2 separate regions of the Homo sapiens genome follow, and region 2 is linked to region 1. A link is a loop called in an ENCODE intact Hi-C map of the cell type or tissue named here. Cell type or tissue: dorsolateral prefrontal cortex. All regions are shown on one strand. Each heading gives the region's core, and the rest is flanking DNA. Links, peaks and the distances in the headings are about the cores only.

Evidence for each region. A loop is a pair of places that touch in the nucleus more often than their neighbours do. Peaks named below come from ENCODE experiments on the same cell type or tissue, not always from the same donor. Only the 100,000 strongest peaks of a DNase experiment are listed, where the experiment ranks them.
Region 2: a loop joins it to region 1, with 4 times the contacts of the local background. A loop is called at or near these places in 10 of 110 quality-filtered maps.

What each region holds. Positions count from the first base shown.
Region 1 is chr6:71,415,399-71,424,717 of GRCh38, forward strand. LINC00472 (long intergenic non-protein coding RNA 472) reads right to left here and starts at 5,347. Exons shown (of 3, transcript NR_121614.1): 1 at 4,668-5,347; 2 at 1,922-1,994; 3 at 1-1,161. LINC01626 (long intergenic non-protein coding RNA 1626) reads left to right here and starts at 5,629. Exons shown (of 8, transcript NR_121615.1): 1 at 5,629-5,703. In dorsolateral prefrontal cortex, for the core only: CTCF peaks have their summits at 4,814, 5,527 and 5,727; DNase peaks (open chromatin) are centred at 4,433, 4,903 and 5,543; H3K4me3 peaks cover 2,500 bases; H3K27ac peaks cover 2,500 bases.
Region 2 is chr6:71,283,666-71,289,100 of GRCh38, forward strand. OGFRL1 (opioid growth factor receptor like 1) reads left to right here and starts at 5,146. Exons shown (of 7, transcript NM_024576.5): 1 at 5,146-5,435. The coding sequence starts at 5,272. LOC124901339 (a long non-coding RNA gene) reads right to left here. Exons shown (of 6, transcript XR_007059640.1): 4 at 1,195-1,275; 5 at 1-219. RefSeq lists a silencer at 4,799-5,435. In dorsolateral prefrontal cortex, for the core only: a CTCF peak has its summit at 4,127; DNase peaks (open chromatin) are centred at 4,726 and 4,966; H3K4me3 peaks cover 1,303 bases; H3K27ac peaks cover 2,500 bases.

The DNA of each region.
Region 1 (9,319 bases), core at 3,314-5,813:
CCTGGTTTGGCTCACACAGCTCCTTAGCAGCTGTCTTAAAACTCAGTCCAGTGCTTTCTTCTCTACATGAAGTCCATCATGTACTTTTTTTTCCCATTAGGACTTTAAGACCAGGACATAATTGTCCAAATAACGGGGGCTACCATCAGAATTCAGAGAAAGCTGGGATTTTTAAGAAGCTAATGATCTGGGAAGGCTCCAAGGAGAAGCTGGAAATTGAAGAATGAGTAGAATCTGGGTGGTCTGAGAGGAGGCATCACTAATGAGGGAAGCAATATGGGCTCAAGCATAGTGTTGAGCCTGCCATATTCCTGAACTACAGAGACAATGTTTAGAGGAAAATGGGGTTTTAAGGCCACCTTATAAGCCAGGCAAAAAAGGTTCAATATGATGAGAGAACAAATAGAAAGTTATTAGGGGACTTTTATTTTAGAAACCTGATGTGATGAACGCAGAGACTAGTCTAGCAAAAGGTGTGCAAGAATGGAAGTGGGAAGAGAGAAAGACTTGAGGTGCTTCATAGGGGTCTGTTTAATAATATTAATATCTTATAGGGTTTTTGTGAGGAACAAGTGAGCTGATAGGAGAGAAAGTATTTGTCAAGAATAAATGCCCCAGAAAGTAAAATTATATTAAAATTCTGGGGGTAGGGGCCTCTCTGACCGTATCTCCATTGTTTTGGTGACACACACTTCTCTATAAAAGCAAATCTGGAGAGGAACTGTGGATCTATTCCTATAAGATCAAAGAAATCTCTTCCCTTCAATATTTGCAAAAGCTAGATCCCAAGGGAGAGAGACAGCTGCCATCCTTAAGCCCCTGCAAGGCTATAGATCAGTAATGCTAAAATCCAAAACTAGGATTCTGTCTTTGAGGCAGACCACATAATCAGTGTGTCTCAAAGTGAGTCAAGAAAGTATATAATTAAGTGCTAAATAAGGTAGTACAAGTAAGGAGGAGAGTAGAAGAGACAGCACCTGAGCCAAGGAGGTACATGATCAAAGTTATTACCTGGCACTGCAGCACTGCAGTCCACATCCTTCTCCTATCCCTTTCCCTCTGCTCAACAACTACTACTTCCATTGTGTCCAGAGGTACTTATCCCCTCCTGTGTTGTGTTGTCTTCCTCTCTTTTCCTTCTTCTACAGCAACTCTCCAGGACTAAAAAGGAAATTTGAAAAAGTTATTATAATAAATTAAAAGCTACATATATTAAATATATACCGTGTGATTTATTAGCTGATGTTTTAATTTATAATCTTACATAATTTACAAAACAACTCCTATGAGGCAGTACTATTATCCTCATTTTTCAAGTAAGGAAACAAACTTAGAGTCAAGGATGTAGGTTGAAGCCACCCAAGCAGTAAATGGCAAAACTAGGATTGCAATCAGGACTGGTTGACTCCTCAACCTATGCTTTGAACCTCTCTTCTAAACAATCACTGCCCCCCGACCTTTTTTTAACTGATAAGCTTGAAAATTCTCACATGTTGGGCATTTATAGATAGAGATTATAGGAGCCATTATATGAGTTTGTAGATTAAAGTTTTGACAACCAAGAACAGAGGTGCCTGGGCTTAGCCACACTTGCTTGCCAAATTATCTGCTTTAGGACTAAAGTTTTTGAAATCTGAGGCTTGAAGGATGTTGAAGGGACAGCCCTCCATCCACCATTCTTGTCTGTTCTCTCTCAGGTCATCCGTCCCTTAGGGTCCATTTCCAATCATTTGCTTGAAACGGTATATCCCTAGTTGAACAGAACGCTGGGACTGCCACTCCCACAAATCACCAACAGGTTAAGGAGGATGGTGGGAGTATCCCACTAGTAGGAGGGGTCTGTGAACTGTGGTCTCTTGAGCCTTGTGTCCCAAAGCAGCCTTAACTCTGCTTGTAGGTGGTATATTCTATGTTGATTTACCTGCAGAGGTGGTTTCATGAAGGGTTCCCTGGCCACATGGCCCAACTAAGAGATGATGCCAACATGTCTGGTGCTGTAGGGGAAATGATCAGAGCAGTGAGCATCTGGGGAGATTTTAATGTTCCTGGAAGAAAGCAACATGAGCATTACAACTGTGGCAAGAAAACTCTAACACTAATTCTTAAAATTTAGTGTAATTAACTCTCACTTCTGAAGGAGTTCATTAACCCATTTATGCCAGAGGTTGCACATTTTTTTGCGAAAAATCAGACCTTGGCAATGACCTCGAGCCGTAGGATATAAATAACTCCCACAAGCTCAGCATTCCAATAATGGAACACTAGGCATAAATGGGTTTTATGAACAGAAATTCTAGGTTCTGTTCACAGACATTCTGATTATGTAAATGTGGGATGTGCCCAGGATTTTGAAGTTTTGTAAGCACTACAGGTGATTCTGACACAGGTGATCTAAGGACTACACTCTGAGATAAACTGCTGTGATCTCTTACAAGATAGCCCAGCCAGCAAATCTGCACAGAGGAGAACCCATATTCTACAAAAATAGCCTGTTCAAATATCAATGCTAAGTTCTAGGTTGAGTGGTTACTTTGAAATAAGGCCACTAGGCTTTCCAGAAGTTGCCAGGTTTACAAATGGTGAAGTGGTGGGGGGGCGTTAGTATTTTCCTGATGTCACCAAATAGACCCTCAGAGGAATAAGGGCATCTCTCACTGCAGTCCACATTCCACATTATACCTCTTCTACACAAAGTGATTGTCTAGAGTGAAGACCTTCTTGGCAAGATGCTACTTCCAGTGCTTAATTTACATTTGGTGATACACTGACAATAATTTTTCCTCACTGTGGATTTTGATTTCAAAAGGTATACTTTCCTTCATGTAACTAAATTGGTTTATTTCAAGCTATTTTAAAAATGAATTTAAAAACAGCATTCAAGTGAGATATTATGGTTACGATTAGGCCATTTAATTAGACATCCAATCACAATGCAAACAGCTACTGATTATTTAAGAAATATACCTTTACAAACGTTCGTGTTCTTCAAACAAAACTAGGTCATAAAATGTACTACGTTAAATCAATACTGCTATCTTTCTCCTAGAAACCCTATCACTTGTCTTTGTCTCTTTTCAAATGCGTATACCTGTTTTAAAGCATAAACATTTAGGCTAGATACTGGAACTAAGCTCTGTTTTTCTGCCAGTTCTTTCTTTGATACTTTCATTCTCTCCACTAAAGCATGATCATCATTCTCTTTAAGGATGAACAAGATGGACTTTTAATTATTGTCATCTGAGTATTTTATTCAGCAAATATTGGTTGAGTATCTATACTTATGCACTTACTTTTGTAAAACACTTTTGTTGCTATAAGCTCCATGAAGAGAAAATGCCCAGTGGAGTACCTGAAATCTAGAATTCACTCTCATGAAATGGTGAGAAAACTGAAAGACTTTGTCATTTACAGAACAAAATAATTTCTCCTGTATACACTACTGACAAAGTACACATGCATTATTTAAGAGAATTTTGGTTATGAAAAATGTGTGATTTTACTGTTTAGAGAAAAAAATGCAGGTTATCATGATAACCAAAAGTTTACACACCATTGTCTTGCAATACAATCTGTGACGACAATATTTCAATACCATTGCCGGACTAAACCTTTAACATTAATTATTTATCAAAATTATACATGCCACTAACACATCTCAACAAAGAAGATTATGTAAGTGAGCTGCCTTGGCGTCAGTAATACTGAACACAGTAGCTATTTTCAATCCTTCATTAAAATTAGATCAAGATGTACTTGCATTATGTGTTGCTGTTCCTGTAAGGAAGACTTACATTAGTTTTAAGATTTACTTTGGGTATAAGTGACATTTTCCTCTCTTTTTTGACATTTCTTTTTCTTCTTTGTCCCCTCCTCCACTGCCCGCACCCCCCCAACCAAAAAAAGTTTTCAGTATAATACAGAAAACAAAAACACAAACACCTGCCCTGTTCACTCTCTCTTATGCATAATAAATGCTTTGTTCTCCCCCTCAACTGGATCCGGCAGGGATCGCCCGGGGGCACCTGCCACTTCACCCTCAGACTTGGCTCTCTGTCCCCACCCTGGCCCCTAGGATTCCAAATGGTGCAGCAAAATACGACAATCCTAAGGTTCGTAAAATAAGCAATGGATAGTGAAGGAAAGCCTTTAAATGTTAGTGTTTTAAAACATCAGACTTAAAAGTTACTTCTGAGTAGGCTGAAAGGTGAATCCAGGCGCATGTAAACATATCCTGGCCTATCGCTTGATAACTCGCGCACCGTGTTGAGGCCCTAGGAAAATCTCAAAAACGGAGATGTAGTCTAAAAACTGGACGACAGCATAGACCACGTTGCTGTGGCCCCACATATTACCCACGAGAAAAATCTAAGTGGTAAAGTCACTGGTCCAAGGTCAAGCTGAGCCAGTCGCAGGCAGGGCTAGTCCGCGACCTTCTAACCTTTCCATCTCCCACCCAGCCGCGCACAGGCCCTTGGTCGCGCCGGCACCCGAAGAGTTCCCACGGATACGGTTCCCAAGTCAGTGGCATGTCAGTGCCCTTCAAGCTACCGCAATTTTATTTGTTCTCCCCGCCAGCTCCATAAAGTATTAAAGGCTCTCTCCACGACTTCTTCCCAAGCCCAGGTGCCCTAAACCACTTGAGCCCACGGCGCCTAAAGCCGACTCACCCGCAGCCCGAGGTGCGGGAGCCCTCGGACGGACTCCGGCCCGCCCCGCAGTCCCCACCGGCCGCGCTGCGGCCCCGGCTGACGACGAGTCGAGAAAGTCACCCGCGATGACCGCGGACGCGAGGGGCGGGCCGCGTCGCGCCGCCCCGCGGAGGCGCCGCAAACTTTTCCCGGTTCGCAAGTTGCCGGGATCTGCGGCCGCGGACCGACTTCCTTCGCCGGCCACCGGAGGGAGGGGGCGCCCCTACCCCGGGAGGGGGCTGGGCGAGCCGGGAGACGGTCAAGTTGGGGTCGGGGGAGCGCGGGCGCTCCGCACTCTGGGGCACGCGGGGACGAGCCCGGCCGCATTGTCTGCGCGGCCTCGGAACAAGCACGGCCGGCGGTGGCACCGGCGGGCGCGGGGAGGAGTTGCCGTCCCCTTTCGCCGCCGCCGCCCACCGCGTTCTTTGTGTGTCTCTCGCCGCCCTCCAGCCGCTTCGCCGCTCGCCTGACAGCTGATGGGCTCACCGCGCCGGGTCCCGCGTCCTCTCGGCCGCAGCCGGCGGAGCCCGGCCCGGCAGGAGGAGGAGGGGAGAAGAGGAGCGTTGACAGATGCTGTCTTGGAGCGGGCACCGCCGGGGGAAAAGTCTGGACTGCCTCGGCGAGAAGCGGCCGGTAGGCAACCGGCCCCAGCCTCGCATTCGCCTCAAAGACCCCAATTGGCTAGGAGCCCTTCCCTCCGCAGCGGCTCGCGCAGCTCCGCTCTTGCGCCCCGCGCCCGGCTCAGCGGACGGACTAGCGCGCCCGGTCAAGAATCCTGGGGAACCCGCTCCGCCCCCTGGCTCCAGCGCCCTCCAATGATGTCGGCGTACAGAGGGCTGTTCCGCCCAATCAGGTGTCGGAAAGCCCAGCCAGTCCCCGGGAGTGTAGCCAATAGAAGGCGACTCCGGCAACACACCCGCCCTGATCCACTAGGAACAAACCGCTCCGAGCCCGGGTGGTGGGACCGATCCTGGAGCCCAGATCAAGCCAAGTCCGGCCAAAGCTGTGTCGCAAAGTAAGAATCTGAAGACAGGTCCGGTGCTTAAATGACTATTATTCTAAAGAGTTGAAGATGGGAACGGTGGACGCACAAAATCTTTACCCTCGGCTTAAAACGCCTTTTCTGGCAAAAGTTTGTGTATGAAAGAAAGCTGAACAAACACGTTGTAGCACTGTTTAAGTGAAGGCCTTTCCTTTTAGAACACTGCTTTACAATGCCTAATCAGCCGGCGCTCAGGTTGGTGCATTCAGAGACCCGAGCGTTTGTGTTCCTAATAAGTTTGCTAGAATGTCAGGTAACTGAAGCAGGTTAGTTTCTATCCTGCCCCAAAACACAGACTGTCACTGGCACCACCATGTTGTGGTTTTTTCCATGAATGAAAATATAAGAGTTCTGTATGTAAATCATCTTTATTGTGAACTTTATTTCTATAATAAAGTCACACAAACTATCTTTAGTGGAAGTTGGATGAAATACCGGAAAAGAAGAATGTAGAGATAGATGATAGATATGTAGGATATCTCTATCCATCTGCCACCCATCTATCTATCAAGAAAGGACTTGAGTAAAGCACTGGCTATAAACGACTGTACCTTTTGATCACAGGACCTTACAAATAATAGGCACACTAGTTATTTGTTTATTTGATTTGAATAGGATGACTCATTTGTTACTGTTCATATGAAGTTTATAAACTTCATTGAGTTGTTTACTGAAAGTGGACTACACCATGACGAAAACAGTATTTGGCAACACATATTTGCATCTTTTAAAATAAAATTACACTTATTTGTACTTCAAATAGTTACGTCAGTTTATTTCTTCGGGTAATAAACTGTGCATTTAAAAATTTTTGTACACATGTGGCATGTTCCTTCTTTATAAATTATTTTGATGACCAAATACATTTTTTAAAGGGTGATCTGTACAATGAACGGAAAGAAGAGAGAGATCTCAAACAAGAAAAATATGGCTATATTACCTCCTTGCTTTCGTGATTGAAACTCACCATGACTTACCACATTAAGTTCGGGGGATAACATGACCCCTGAAATAAAGTTTTATCAACAGATCCAGGTTCTGGATTGACCTTGAGCCAATCTCTTAATGACTAACTCTGTTACAAGAGAACAATACGCCTGGCTCTACCTGCCTCCTTGGGGTGCTGTAAGATCCCTCCAAGATAGTGTTTGTCAAGCACTTTGCTTTCTGTAAAATACTGTGCCAAGTGCAGAACAGTCTTAAATGTGTTATTATTCTCTGTTTATTATCAGAACATTAATATTTCCTCGACTGCACATTTTTTCAACTGAAGTATATTTTTGAGCCCATCAGTTTTCTCTCAAAATAGATCTGAATGAAACTCCTGCCTGTTCATTCTAGATCAAAGCAGTACTTTCAGGGTTTCTTTCTCTTTTTTAATGAAGAGGATGTTAGAAGAGAAGAATACTGAGGAAAGAATTCTGGATGGAAAACGTTCGAGAAATTTTATTCACTCTTAGTGTATTCCTCTTAGTATATTCCTCAAAAACAAGATGTATCATAATGTCCAGTTTAATACTCTGTTCATAATGTTTAAAAACTTAAGCAAGTTTCAATGTATATGCTTAAAATAAGTTAACGTATCCCATGTCTGCTAATATAGTTTTAGATGGAAGTTGTAAATGGCTGGGTCAAAGTTATACCCATAAATCAATTACTGAATTTTAAATTTTGGGGGCATTTATTGAAGATTCACTTATCACTTTTGTACTTGTCAAAGAGGAAAATAAATGTGTATTTTTAGATTCCATGTGTCATAATATGTTTACTTTTTCCCAGAATATGGAGTCTAGTACAGAAGTTTAATTACTACTTCAAACAAATGTACATATGGTAACACTAGAATGTAAAATTTGCTGAATTTAGTTGAACCAGCAGTTGTAATTTTCAGTTAATTAACTGTATGTATTTCATTTTCTGAGTGAAAATTGTGGAAGAATTTATCAATATGAATATGCATGATTTACTAAGTATAGTTAAGTCAAAACCAGTGTGTGGTAATTTCCTGATAATCGACAAGTCCATACCCATTTATTACATGGAAATGAATATTTCAGTGATTGTCTGGGTAATATTTGTGATTTCACTGTGGTGATGTTTCATTCACTAACTGATATTTTCAGTTTTTCATCAGCGATTTTCTCATCAGTTGTCCAAAATGGAACAAAAGAGCTGAAGCTATTTTAGAGAGCTGTCAGTTTTAGCACATTTTTAAATGTTTATGAGAGAAATTGACTTTGGGGTCGGTTTTAGGATTTATAAAGATGGTTTTAAAAAAATACATAGACATAGACATTGGTAAAGGTAATTAAAAAAATACATATACATCTTTTATAAGTTGCCTCACATGATCTGTGGTAATATGACTATAATATTATTTTCTCTGTATCTTTACATTTAATTTGCTATCATCTTAAGATTGCTTCATCAGTGAATATAACGAATAACTGGATTTATATCTTCTTGATTCTGATAGTTGAAATGCTTCGGAATGTCTTGTCTTGGACAAATCAGAGTTCCACGTGACTTCTCAACAAATAACCGAGTCTAATTCATTAATCTGAAAATGATGTTCTTAGGAATAATTAAATAATATCTATATAGAGAGAAGAGAAAAACGATTAGCTCTGTTTTTCTTTCTATTTCTTACATGGATGAGAGAAAAATGCCTTTGTGAATCACAACATCAGATCCCTTTAACTCTCCTTTTACAAAACTTATGTTTTGTTGATTTCTTGAACCCAACCATGTAGTTTCCTTATTGTGTGATGTATCTATGGCAGGAAACTTTTATATGCATATGGAGTAACAGAGAGAAAATTTCAGAAAACATTGGTGAGAGGCACATTAGACTCCCTTCTCCATTTTATCTTGGGTCACAGTCCCTCAGGAAAATTTCTTTTAGAGTTAAGTGTTAGGAAAAATTTTATTTTTTCTGAAATGAGATTTTTGCAGCTTCTCCTTCTTATTTCAACAACCAGGAAGCTTGGAACTAAATTTACAGCTTAATTTAGCAAGGTACGGCCTGCTTCACTGTAACTTTTTTCTTTTTTTAAATTTTAAATTTTTGTAAGTACATAGTAAGTGTATGTATTTGTGAGGTACGTGAGATATTTTGATGCAGGCATATATGTGTAATAATTCCATCAGAGTAAATGGAGTATCTACCACCTCAAGCATTAATCCTTTCTTTTGTGTTACAATCCAATTATACTCTTTAAGTTCTTTTAAAATGTACAATAAATTTTTGTTAACTTTAGTCACTCTGTTGTGCTATCAAATACTAGATTCACTCTAATTTTTAATAAACATAAGCTTTACCTTGCCATGGTTTATTACTATTCATATATGCATTATTAGCTTATATATTTGTATGTATGCATTTTATTGAAGCTCTGTAAAATACTTTCTGAAATGAGATGAAATATATATAACTAACATTCTGAGCCTCACATAAACTCTTGAGTATGAAGAGTTAAACACAACCAGAACGTGTAGAGAGAGCAATATGAAGGATACTGCTGATATTTCCTTCACAGAGAAATAGGATTCTAATTCACCAGGTATAATATCTCTAAACCTTTTCCAG
Region 2 (5,435 bases), core at 2,737-5,236, 130 kb before region 1:
CTCCTGTCTTTCATTTCTTCCCTTATATGTCACCTCCCCAGAGAAATTCTCTGACTCCCAGAGTAAAGCCAAAACCCCATGATCTCACTTTGCCTGCATTATACTTACAATTTGTAATTATTATTATTTTTGAATGTATTAATTGCTGTCTTCCTTAATATATTCCTGACCCTAGGTCAGGAGCTCTCCCTAGGGCAAGGTGGCTTCCCATGATGGATGCTGATGAAAAAAATTAAGTGAGAATAACAAAAATGAATGAACGAACAAACAAATAAACAACCCCAGCAGTACACACACAACATATCCTGCTATTTTTTGATACATTTGATATATAAGATTTGGAAGACCACACGGGTTCAGAAGAGTCTTGGCAGCAGTTTAGGTGCCAGTGAGGGAATTCAATTCATTTGTTACCAATATTTGATAGTAAAATATTTGACCCTTTATATCTATAATAAAAAATGCAGGCTGGGCGCGGTGGCTCACACCTGTAATCCCAGCACTTTGGGAGGCCGAACTGTGTGGATCACCTGAGGTCAGGGTTTCAAGACCAGCCTGGCCAACATGGCAAAACCCCGTCTCTGCTAAAAATACAAAAATTAGCCAGGCATGGTGGCGCATGCCTGTAGTCTCAGATACTTGGGAGGCTGAGGCAGGAGAATCACTTGAACCCAGGAGGCGGAGGTTGCAGTGAGCTGAGATTGAGCCATTGCACTCCAGCCTGGGTGACAGAGCGAGACTCCATCTCAAAAGAAAAAAAAATGCAGAAATCTCTTTGCTACTACAAGTTCAGTTTAGTTGAAATTAGACGTATGTGTGTTTATTTCTGTATCCCATTTAAAACAACCTTGAAAGCTTTGTTTTTGGTATACAGGAATTGCTTTAATTGCTGGTCATTTCTTTGAGAAGAATAAGAAGAAAGAATATTAAGGAAGAGGTAATGGACAGCAGAGATATTTTTGCAACAAGCCTTAGAAAGATAAAAGAAACATGCAGAAAAACACTGAATTGCACAATTGCATTGTCCAAAAAGAAAGAAAGATTTTTGTAAGAGGGGCTATGGTGATGTTAGTGGTTGGCAAGGATACAGGAGAAGATATCTCAGAATCATACAAAAAGTATAGAATATTTGCAGGGAGGAAGGAGGAAAAAATATTTTGTTTTCATAAATTATAACCTATTATAAACTCCTACCTTAAGGAAGGAAGATCCTGGGAAATTTCCAGCAAGTCTTGTCTGGTCAGGAACTCTATGTGAGGTTGTACATGCTGTGTCCTGCATGAAGAGTTCAGTTAAGGTGGTGGGAGGGAACTCCAGTTCAGGCCCTGCTCACTAAGCCCTGGAGCAAAGGTGTCTTATTCTCAAGAACACAAAGTTCTCATGGGTGCTAGCAGAGGCCCTTGGCTACAGTCAATGGAAAATAATATTACAGCATGTTACTACTAATTTCAGATGTTTCTTTAGAGAGCCATCTTTATTATTTTTAATTTTTAAAATAATACTATTTTTTTTTCCTCCAAAGATTTCAGGTTCCTGTGAGGTACTGAGGAGTTAACTCCTGAGGTTGGGGAAAATGGCCCTTGATCTGCCCTTTCCTTTTATTTGAAAGACTCTCAAATTATGTAATAATAAACCTTTGTTAATGTCCCTAAAACAGGATTGACTATAAAAGACAATTCAAGATATGCCAGATACATTTGGGTTTCATCCAAAAAAGTTTAGTTCCTGAAGCACCAGTTTCTTTGTCCTTTGTAAAATGGCCTCACCCTTAAAGGATTTCATAACGAAGTTGAAAACAGAGTTATATTGAAGCATGGCTATAGCATCTGCTTAATTTAGAGCAGATTCTATTTACAGGGAGTCAGAAACTATATTATAGTCCATTGTGATAATAGTTTCTCCTTGTTCCATACATGTGTATATTACTGTTGAATTATATGTTCTTTAAAGACATATTGAATGAATCATCATTACAGCTAACATATATTGATAAATTAATAGATGCCTGGCACTGAGCTAAGTGATGATTTTTATATGAAGCAAAGGTACCCTTCTTTACTGTTGATGCAGGAATGTTAAATACTCTGCAAGGCAGGGATAATGAAAAAAGTTTAGGTATTCGAGAAGGATAATTCCTGTGTATAGAAGCTTGGGATGACAGAACTTCAGCATTAACTTGTAAAAATAACACATAGATTGGGCACAATGTGGTCGTGCTTATTGCTCTAAACTTAAAATTGATTAAATATTATATAAGGTTGGTGTTACGCTTCATGTAAAATTATGTTCTTTAGAAAATATATTGCAAAATCTGGCATATCATCTATGGTCCTATAAAAATTGACACATTTTTCAAAAGGTGGTGTAAAAGGGAAGGATTTAATTGCAGTAGTTACTTAAATGTTTATATGCACAAACACAGATACTTCTCACCATTCCATCATCTACTGATGTATAACAAACTACTACAAAATTTAGTGACCTAAAGCAACAGCCATTTTATTGCATTTCACTCTTCTGTGGGTCAGAAATCTGAGCAGGGCTTTGCTGGGTAGTCCCTTTATTCCAAGTAGGGTCGATGGAGGTCACTGAAAGGTATTCAGATGGTGGATGGGTTGGTCTGGAGGATTCAATAAAAAAAAAAAAACAAAAACGTGGAATCCAGCAGGGGATACTGGAAGGTAGGCCTCAGCTGGTACCATGACCAGAGGATGACCAGAGGCCACACACAAGTGGCCTTTCTAGGAGTATGGCAGTCTCAAGCTAGCTGAACTTTTTACATGGCAGCATGGGGCTAACAGAGAGAATATTCCAAGAGACCCAGTGGAAAATGCAAGGTTCCTTATGGCTTAACTTAGAAAATCCTGGACTATCACTTCTTTCATATTCTATAGTTAAGCAAGTCACTGAGGCCAGCTCCTTCAAGAGTAAGGAATAAGACTACTTCTCAATGGGAAGAGAGCAAAGAACATGTGGCCAACTTTAATCTACATACACCTAAACCAACAGATGGAGCGCCTGGGACACAACAACTATCCTTAGACTTTCCACATCAACAATCTCGGAACACTTAAGGCTGGATGGACAATATCTACTTCTGCAATGTGTTCCGGTCTTCTACCAACGGAAAATCGAATTCCCAGCTTTGAGCAGTTGGATTCCTGTGGTATGTGGCTGCCCCACATCTTCTTCTGCTAAGCCATTATAATCAAAAAGTATTTTTTTTGGCGGGGGGTGGGGGCAATGGAGTCTCACTCTGTCGCCCAGGCTGGAGTGCAGTGGCCTGATCTCAGCTCACTGCAACCTCCACCTCCCGCGTTCAAGTGATTCTCGTGCCTCAGCCTCCCAAGTAGCTGGGATTACAGGCGCCCGCCACCAAGCCAGGCTAATTTTTATATTTTTTTGTGGAGATGAGGTTTCGTCATGTTGGCCAGGCTGGTCTTGAACATCTGACCTCAGGTGATCTGCCCGCCTCGGCCTCCCAAAGTTCTGGGATTACAGGCGTGAGCCACCGCACCCGGCCCCAAAAGTCTTTTTGTGCACCCCGTGTCTATTTCTTATTAGTTTCAGAGCTTTTCCCAGTCATAGGATCACAGAAGGTCAGAGCTGGAAGGGCTCCCAGAGATCTGGTTTCATTTTACAAATGAGGAAGTTTAGGTTCATGTGACCTACTTAAAGTCAGAAACTGATTAGTGACAGAGCTACAGCCTAGATGTCTTGTTGCAGTGCATGAAGAGCTTAGGTAATCCTGATTTATCCATGGAATAGGCAGCTGGTTTACCTGATTCTTCCCTTAGAAACAGTCCATCTAACATGATTTGGCTTCCTACTTCATCATGAAACATTTGAAAAGAAACTATTCATTCCAAGTTCAACAGTTTAATCTTCAAATATCTAGCTCATCTTTCTTAGTCCATATTTAACAAATGTTTACTGAGCATCCACCAAGTTGACAGCACTGTAAATACAGACACACTTTCAGACGGGGGCTGCCTGCAAAGAGGCTTCCCTTCTAGTTAGAAAGCCAGAAGACACATTTTACAACAGTCACTTTTCTCTGGGTCACATATTTGATAATACTACCTTATCTTTACGTACTTCTATAGGCTTATGCCTGTAATCCCAGCTATTGGGAGGCTGAGGCAGGAGAATTGCTTGAAACCAGGAGGCGGAGGTTGCAGTGAGCCGAGATCGCGCCTCTGCACTGCAGCCTGGGCAACAGAGGGAGACTCTGTCTCAAAAAGAAAGAAAAGAAAGAACAGAACAACAGAACAGAACAGAACAGAACAGAACAGAACAGAACAGAACAGAACAGAACAGAACAGAAAAAAGAAAGAACTTCCCTAACACAGTTCTCCCTCCTCCTTTCATTTGCAGAACAGACCACAGGGCCGAGGCTTCTTCCATTAGAAACAGCCCATCTGTTCTACTGATTCTGAGATTTTTGCCTACACGGAGCACCAATTTGTAGTGGGTGTAAGGTTACCCGCAAATCAATGTGATGGTCCAGTTGTTACTGTTCCTTTTGTTTCACGAGCGATTGCTCATTAGATGAGGTGACTGATAGCTCTGACTTTTTCTAGACCACAAGGACTCTAGGTGGCTGCCCTAAGTACAGTTGTGGCAGCTGGGATTTCCTGTTTATATGGTGCCCGGCACCATCAGCTTTTGTCCTCTGCTGCAGCTAAAGTGTCTTCCTCCTGGACCAGGGAGAGGGGGAGGGGGTGTGGACAGGACCCGCCTGCTGACGGTGACACCTCTTCGACACCACGTCCACGCCAGTCCTCAGCTCCAGGAGCTGGGCGGGATCCCTCATCCCGCTCAGCTGGGAGATGCCCCGGGAGGGCGTCCCCCGGCTCCGGGCGGCGAGGGTAGTAGCCGACCCCAATCCACTCCGGGGGCCGCCGGGGGCCGCGTGAAGGCAGGTGTTCCGGGGAGAAACGTGGAAGGGAGGCGCGGCCTGGGGCCGGTGGCGCTCGGCTGGGGGCCGCAGTTGGCTCCCCTGGGGGCTCTGGGCGGCGGCAGCTCCCGCCTGTGGGGAGGAGAAGGAGCCGGATGGGCGGGTTCAGGCGCGCGCGGCGGCGGTCCCGGGGCCGCCGGCTCCTCCCCGCGAGGGTGCCTGTCCGCCGCTCGCCGCGCTGAGGCAGTGCGGGGCGGGCGCGCCTAGGCTGCCGCCCAGCGCCCTCGCCGCGGCCATGCCCGGGCCCTAGAGCGCCTGCCGCAGCTTGCGCCCCGCAGCCCCGCAGCCCCGCGCCCGCCGCCGCCTCTTCAATGGGCAACCTGCTCGGCGGGGTCAGCTTCCGCGAGCCCACCACCGTGGAGGACTGCGACTCCACCTGGCAGACCGACTCGGAGCCCGAGCCCGAAGAACCAGGGCCGGGCGGCGGCAGCGAGGGCCCGGGGCAGGAGTCCGAGCAGCCCGCGCAGCCCCCGGA